Linked DNA regions of Homo sapiens: region 2 is linked to region 1. A link is a contact called in ENCODE Hi-C or POLR2A ChIA-PET data. All regions are on one chromosome and are shown on one strand. Each heading gives the region's core, a stretch centred on a gene start or an enhancer-like site at or near the end of the contact. The rest is flanking DNA. Distances are from core to core; before and after follow the strand shown.

Evidence for each region. A loop is a pair of places that touch in the nucleus more often than their neighbours do. ChIA-PET counts read pairs that join two places held with the same protein, here RNA polymerase II (POLR2A). Pooled maps may share reads with other maps.
Region 2: a loop to region 1 is called in a pooled map, with 2.8 times the contacts of the local background. The contact joins the promoter of POU2F1 here to the enhancer-like site in region 1. A Hi-C loop is called at or near these places in 3 of 50 pooled maps. POLR2A ChIA-PET finds 5 or more read pairs at or near these places in 2 of 52 experiments (PC-3 and T-cell).

The regions. Positions count from the first base shown.
Region 1 is chr1:165,373,657-165,377,643 of GRCh38, reverse strand. No RefSeq gene overlaps it. Among named protein-coding and RNA genes, the nearest start is that of LMX1A, 19 kb to the right of the region's middle. Within about 2 kb of position 1,288, at least 26 of the 41 ENCODE cell types and tissues checked have a DNase peak (open chromatin) inside an H3K27ac peak, as active enhancers do; they include PC-3, where a contact is called at or near this core.
Region 2 is chr1:167,219,477-167,223,439 of GRCh38, reverse strand. POU2F1 (POU class 2 homeobox 1) reads right to left here and starts at 2,554. Exons shown (of 16, transcript NM_002697.4): 1 at 2,482-2,554. The coding sequence starts at 2,542. POU2F1-DT (POU2F1 divergent transcript) reads left to right here and starts at 2,904. Exons shown (of 1, transcript NR_185889.1): 1 at 2,904-3,609. RefSeq lists enhancers at 1,152-1,331, 2,862-2,971 and silencers at 1,392-1,571, 1,582-1,861, 2,082-2,231, 2,582-2,681.

The DNA.
Region 1 (3,987 bases), core at 39-2,538:
TGGGAATTGAACAATGAGAACACATGGACATAGGAAGGGGAACATCACACACCAGGGCCTGTTGTGGGGTGGGGGGAGGGAGGAGGGATAGCATTTGGAGATATAGCTAATGTTAAATGACCAGTTGCTGGGTGCAGCACACCAACATGGCACATGTATACATATGTAACTAACCTGCACGTTGTGCACATGTACCCTAAAACTGAAAGTATAATAAAAAAAAAGGAAGGAAGAAAACAGTTATCCTATAGCTATTTTGGTACATTTCATTTCAGTCTTTTATCTGTGCACGATCTGCTTATTAGTGTATTTTACATAGCTGTGCTCAGATTTAGATGTGAACTATGTTGTTTTAGTGACAAACTGGAGCCAGAAAATTTCCTTGTTTCTGTTCTCCTCACTTGACTGTAAAGTCGTTAAGGGCAGGATAATTTCTTTTGTTCGTTTTTGTATTTGCAGCCCATAGTTCAGTGCCTGGAACCTTGTAGATGCTCAATAAATACTTGCGGAATGACGAAGTGGTGGGGTAGGGGAGGGAGAGGCTATAAAGTTCTGCATAATCTGACCAGAAGTTTTGCACTGGAAGATTTTGGATAGAAGGCCGGTGAGACAGGGCAGGCAAGATGGGGGGCCTTCGGGGAGGGCCTTGATGCTCATAGTTAGAAACTGAGATCTGACATATGAGGCCGCTGGGACTCACTCTGGTCTTCCAAGTGGGGATGTTACATGATCAAAACCGTGGAACGGAAAGGCGATTCTGGCAGCTGTGCTGTGGATGGCTGGGTCGGGGAGCCGCAGAGGGGAGGGTGCTGAAGGCAGGGAGGTAGGGAGGCAGGGAGGTGGAGAGGCTGTCCTCGCTCGTTCCGGCCAACGGACGCTTGCACTAATCCCTGCCTGGAGAGGCTGGGCTTGGACCGGGGCTGCGAGTGCGCACAGCGAGAGAAAAGGGAAACTCGCAGCTCTGCTTCCAGGACCAGGCGGGGGCCAAGGGAGGCCAAGGAGGGAGCAGAGTCAAAGACAATGGGGGGCGGGGCTAAGAGCTTCTGAGGCCGCGGGTGCCAGCAGCCGGGAGAAACTGAAGTTAGACAGTCCCCTCCCCAATCCCCCATTTCTTTTGGCTTTTTGGTTGCCTGGGTGTACAGAGGAACAAATTTGTGGTGTGGAAGGATTCCAGGCCAGTCATCTATCATGCACAGTGAATACTCACTAGGCGCTCATCACACGCTCGGCGTCCTCACCCTCTCCAAGAGAGCTCTGGCGGCGGTCCAGGGGCTGCCCAAGGTGACTTGCCAGATTCTCCCTTGAACTTCGCTCTCTTCCTTGCTCTAGTCCCTGTTTTCTTTTAATTCAGAAAAAGCAACAACAAACCCTTCCCAGCCCCCTCCCTTCTCGGGCTGTTCCCTCCCTGCGGTTTGGCGGAGAAAGGGCCTCGGCAGTCCCTGAGAAGATTAGCTAACGCCGCGTGCTCGGGGAGAGCAGGAGCCGGCGGGGCTGGGCGCGGGGCGCCCCCGAGAGCTCTGCCCGGCTGAGCCCGCCCTCTGCGGGGGGCCCCTCCGCGCGTCCCCGGCCCAGGCAGCCTGCGGTTCGGGCAGAGCAGCGAGTTAGCCAGGCTCAGGGTCTTGGGCCGTGAAAGGTGAGAGACAGGCCCCACCCCACTTACTGGTCTGTTGTCCAACTCAAATGCGGAAACACTCATTTATTCAGTAGTTGTATTTAATGTTATTAATTGTTAGTATGCTCAAGCACGGCCTTTAAGGTAAATATAAGGAATCTAACTGGCGATCTTCTTCTTGTAATTCTGTGCTGCCTCACCCTGACAATGGTCTTGTATGCTCATGTCGTAAAATGTTTTATGATGGTGTTTTCCACCAATTATTTGTGCAGTATTATGAGCTTACAAAAAGAAAACGTTTTATGTTTTAAGAAGCAATGACATACACAACACGATTTTTAAAAAGCCTCCAAAATTAGAAATCCTTGCCTAAAATAGACTTATAAAATTTAGCTCATTATAGACATACAGGACAGATGAAAAATGAGGATATAATACCAAGTAATTGGGGATATAAGGCAAGGGGCTACAGGCAGAGCCACGTTTCAAGGACACCACGACCACTTTCTTTAAGGGCTTCCCTCGATGCCACTTTGGAATGATCGGAAAACACCAGGTTAGGTCTTACTTAGAGGAATTGTCCTGTGCTCCCACCACAACTGTGTCTACCTGGAAGCACCCATGGCACAGACCTGAAATTTCTGCTTTCCTTGGCCAAGGTTGCTGGCACTAAGCAATCTTGCACCCAGTGCATTGGTCAGCACCACTGGGGCCACAAAAAGTACCAGAGACCATTGATTACTGAAAGGCCCGGTGGGCGTGGCCAGTAATTAACAGTGGAGGTTGGGCGGCAGTGTGGAAGTCAGAGTGGTTTCATTTTATTTATTTACTTATTTTTGTGTGAAAGCAAGTTTATTAGGAAAGTAAAGGAATAAAGAATGTCTACCCCATAGACAGAGCAGCCCAGAATGGTTTTAGGTGGATGGGTCAAGAGGGTCTTTTACCTCAATGGTTGGCTTTCCTTGCTTCTTTCCCCAAAACACACAGGATGGCTGCAGGGTCCCATCAATTTCGTTAAGTACTATAAAGGTGAGATTTTTGCTAGTGCAATTGACTCGAAAGGAAACAAGCTCTAATTGTTGTCAAGCTTATCTTGAGATCGATTTGGGTGACTTCATTTTGGAAGGTGATTAACTTGTGAGAATTTTTTAAATATGTTTTTAATTCTCCTCCCAGAGGGCTAGTGGAAGTTACCCATGACGACTCTAAAAGCAGTTTAGGAAGTCTGTCAGATGATTTCAGCCCAGGGAATCAGCCTTAAAAGACCGAACATGAAACCTGCTGTCAGTAGTTCAAGTGACTGGGAAATCCACTGGGATTGAACTCCCAGTAGCTGGGTTTTCTCACCTGCAAAACCAAGACTACCGTGTCTGGCCTTCGTGCATCTCTCAGGGTAAAGAAAAATAGCAACTTATAAAATTTTCCACAGGGAGCTTAGTGAAGGGACCATGCCAAGTCTGAGGTCTGTGTGCTTGGGCCCTGCTGGTGACTGACAGCCAGAAAGGGGAGAGATGAGGCCACTCCTCCCTCCCAGGTGGACAAGTCTGGCGACAGACAGGCACAAAGCTGAATCGGGTGAATCTTTAGAGTAAGTCAATTTGCTAAATGTAAATATCACCTTTTAAATAACACAAACTTGGAATAAGCCATTAAAATATTTTTAAACTTTAAAACGCACAGGGAATCAGCTCCTGTCAAAACCAAAATCTATATGTTTCTTTTTATTAAAGAAAGATGTTCTGCTTTCTAATGGTAATACAAGGGTATTAAAAATATATGTTCACAGAAAAAGTAAATGGAAGGGAAAAATTTACTCTAAGTTCTACTCCTGAAAATTTAACCATTGTTCACTTTGTGTGAATTACATAATATGCACAAGTATTAGAATGATGCAAAACCTCATGAACATGATCTTTAAACAAAGGCTGAATACAAGACTTCATTTAGCTTTGCCTTTTGGAGGTTGGAATAATTTGGGTGTCCCTGTGGAGGCAGCAGCCCTCCGGGGAACAAGGTCCATTCTCTCTGGTCTCTGCTAGGCCACCCGCACAGGAAAAGCAGGTACACCAAGTTCCGTTTCTTAAGGGCGCCGGCACTTGAAAAGGGAGCACAAATGTCTGGAAAATGTCAGTTCCCACATTTAGGTGCATATGGGCATCACAGGGTAATGAAGACTTTGAACATCCATGCCTGGAATTAACTCTGCTGGGGCCAGAGATGGTGGGAGGACACCCCGGAAGTCCTGGCCTGTGATTGGAGAGGGGAGTCCCTCCAGCACCCTGTGAAACAGATAAGGCCGAGCTGGGCTCCTGGAGCAGTTAGAGATACATTCTTACTACAGAAATGTGTCCTCCAAGATCTCATGCGTACATTTT
Region 2 (3,963 bases), core at 1,305-3,804, 1.8 Mb before region 1:
ACACCCCTACACAAAATAAAAATGTTAAAAGAAAATTTTACCACAGGAAAGACCAAAAATCAAAATTACTGTTTCCTCTAAACAGTAAAAGTTAATCTGCCTCTCACAAGCCAACTGTCCTAAGTCTAGATAAAACATAACATCAATTCTGACAACTTAAAGAGGAGGGGCGGGTGTGCTGGGAGGAGAATAAGTTCCAAGATCAGGGTAAACGCAATGCCTATGTTTATTCTTCTCTTTTCACTCATTTAATCATGACACAAATACTCAAAGAAAACATAACCCCATTTTTTTGTTTTCAGTAGTGCTACAATTAAAATAAGCAAGTCTATGACAATGATAGCACAAAATTAACGTCAGCTCCATTTTAAATTAGAATGAAGATGTCAGAAAGGTAGCACCACACCAAGAAATTATGAAACTGTTGTTAATTGGAATTTCTAATATTTAGCTACTCCACAACTCCTAGAGGAAAAAAAAAGTGTCAGTTTTACAAATACTACAGACCTTTACAAAGCCTTAAAGTATTTAACATGGGGGTGGGGAGCAACCGGGGTACCCATCCCCAAAACAAAGTGATTTGGATTAAACCAAAATAGATTTCATAGGCTCTGAAAATAAAATACAGGACAGATTTTTCCCCCTAGGCCCAATACTACTGCAAAGTATAAGAAAGTCTTTTTAAGAGAAAACAAACCATCACAGAGTTGATACTTAGCTAGGACCTGTTTTAATGCTAGTAAAGCCCCAAGAGAGTTTGTTTTGCCCGCAGAGGAGGGGAAAGTGTGTGGAAGTTGGTGGAGGTAGTCATTTTGGTTATTAGTAAATAAATCAAGCAGCAGAGAACATGAGGCCTAGGCAACTGCTAGAGAAGCCAAGGCCCAGCTTCCCCCCTCTCTTCCCAGCACGGCCTGGGTTTGATCTCAGAGCCCTGCGGATTGCCAAGGAAAAAAAAAATCATATCGAACCACAAAAGCACATGGGGCGAATGTAAAATATAAACACGGCGTTGGGCTGTGAGTGGCTGTTATTAAAGGTCTGAATTACTAAACATGAGAGGCGGGGAAAGCCAGGCGGCCATTTCAATAATATAAACCTCCCCGAATTAGACATTATTCAAATGAGAAGAGGTTCAGCTAAGCAGAGAGTAAAGACGACCCAGCACACAGCGAGAAAACACCGCCACAGAAGAAGGGAGGGGGATCCCCGTCCCTCCCCACCGACTCCCAACAGGAGAGAGGAAATCGAGAATACGATCAACTTGTCAGGCCAGCCCATTCTGGGGCAGGAGGGCAGCCCTTTACATCCAAGTTCTCGGGAGGCCTCTGGGCGCTTCTGGGGCCTCGGAGCGAGAGGCCCCGGAGGGCCACCCGCCCCGTGCGTCCCGGTCAGGCGCAGGGGGTGGGGGGAACGGAGGGGGGGCAGCGGGGAGGGGCAAAGGGAGACGGAGGTCAGACCACGCCAGGCACCTCCAGCCCAACTCGCCCGCGAAGCCCCGGCCGACAACGCAAAGGGGCTGCCGACCGCCGGCCGGGGGCGCGCGGGCCGCCCCAGAGGACATCCCCTCGGAAGGAACTTGCCCCAAGGACTCCTTCCAATCCAGTCCACCCCCCAGGGGGGGCACGCAGACCCCTGCGCGGGTTCCCCACCCCCGCCGCCCCAGGCCACCTCGCAGCGCCCACGACCGCTCACCCCTACCCACCTAGAGAGCAGGCCTGGCTTGGGTCAGGCCACCACATTGGGGACCAGTGGGGCGAGGCCGAAGTGCCTGGGGCCGTGACCCCCGGGCTCAGCCCCGCGCGGGGCGCGGGCAGGGAGCTCTCCCCGCGCGCACCCCCGGTTGCCCTGAGGGCCGCCCCCCAAGGCGGGCAGCGCCCCCCCGCCCGGGCCCGCTCCCGGGGGAAGACGCGTGCGGGTGTCCGGCCGCCGGGGTCCGCTCCGGCCCCGCCGCCTCCCCGGCATTGTGCTCGCCGCCGCCTCCATCCCCCTTCACGCCCCCCACCCCGCGCCCGCCCGGCCCCGGCCGCCCGCCCGCGCCCTACTGCGCCCCGCCGGCCCAGCAGCTATGAATATGTAAAATGTCTTTATTGTCCTCTCCCTCTGCCCCGGCCCCGCCGCCCCGCCGCGGACCCGCTCGGGTTCGGGCACGGCGGCGAGGAGGCGGCAGCGGCGGCCGGCAGAGGAGGAGGGCCGGTGCCGACGGGCAGACGGCGAGCGGCGGCGGGGTGGGCCGGGTGCAGGAGGAGGGCAGTGGATCGCAGCCCCCTTTGCCCCTTGTCTTCCCCCTCCGCCTGGCCGCTCCGAGCCTCTTTCCCCCTCCGCTCAGCGCCCGGCGGGGGCTCAATGCTCCCCGGCCCCCCATCTCCCCGCCGTTAATTATAATAATCCTGAGTACTAATAAATTATGCTAAGTCGCGGGGGGGGGCAGCGGGAGCCGGGGTTGAGTATGAATATGAATATGTAAAATGCTGTAATGATTACCTGCTGCTGCTGCCGCCGCGGCTGAACTCTCATCTTGACTCGCTGCTCCTCCGTCCGCCATTTTGAATATTTTAACCAAAATCGCCCGGTCGATAAACCCTCCCTCGCTCTGGCTCCCCTCCCCCCTCCCGCCCTGCTTGCCTCCTCCCTCCTCTCCGCCCCCTCCCGCTCCTTCCTCTCCCCGGGCGCGCGCCAGGGGGCGCGCGAGGCCGGCTCTGTTCGCCCCGGCCCCCTCAGAAGAGCTCCACCCCCTTCCCGCGCTCTGCGCACGCGCCTTCGGGGCGCTGTGGCCCTTCGGTAGCTAAAGCAGCGCCCTCAATCAGCCAGGCACCCTGTGGCTTCATTTTTCGTCTCGGCTCTGCGCATGCGCGCCTTTCTCCTGCCGCCAGAAGTGTCGCCGGCGCATGCGCTCCCTCTAGCTCAGAACCAGATTATATAGTATCCCGGGCGCCTGTGTCTTCTTACACTTCTCCCTTTTCCTCCCGCCTTGCTTCCCTCCTGGCTTCGCTCCGGTCTCCCCCAGTGGCCTGTGGCATTGTAAAAGCACGGCAAGGAGCGCAGCGGCCAGAAACGTGGGGGCGCGTGGAAGGGCAGTGAGCGGCCCGCGTGCCCTGTGCTCCGCACTTTCTTCAGGGTTTCCGCGCAGTTGAAACATTGGCAACAATGGATAAGCCGCTCCTCGCTAGGTAATTTCCGGCCCTCTGGGCAGGTAGGGGCGGAAACGACCGCCACGGGAGCCGGGCATGAGGCACCTGCTGAGCCACACGCGGGCCTCCCGCTTTAAATTTGAATCCGAGCTAATCCCCGCCCCCGGCTCTGCTAGTGCAGGAGACCCGGCCCCGGCAAACGCGAGGGGGAGTGTCGTGTGATTGTTTTAATTAGCCCTAAATCTCTTCTGCTCTACTTGCTTCTAACGCCAGGCTGGCTTCCTCGGGAGCTAGGCGTCTTATTAAGTCGCTAATTTCCGCCCTACCCTTCCTTTCTGCCTTCACGCCCCTCTAACGCCGCTCCCCCCAATCGAAACAGACCCCATATTCTGAGGCTTCCCCCCGCGCCTTCTTCCCGCCTTGGAACACCTTTTAAAACCTAGCAGTAAGCTGATGACTAATAAAAATGTCGAAATCGTAACTTCATCGTGAATTTTATTTTGCTGTGTTTCTCAGAGTAAATATGGTATTGGGGAAAGGTTTCGCGTTGCACATATCTTTCTTGGTAACTAGACATAATGTTGCTGAGTTTTCTTTATCTTAAATGGCGAAATTCCCTGGACAAAGTCCCAGGTCTAATTATTTTACGAATTTTTAAAGCCCTATTTTTGTTTGTTTGTTTGTTTTTTAAGAATAGAAAGGTGTATTTCATGGTAAGCAAAGTTTAAAAAAAATCAGCTCTAGTTAATCTGTCTTGAGAGATATGACTGAAGTTTAAATTGGGTAGAACTGCTGGTTCTACAATTAAAAACAAAACTGATTTCCAAGTGAGTGC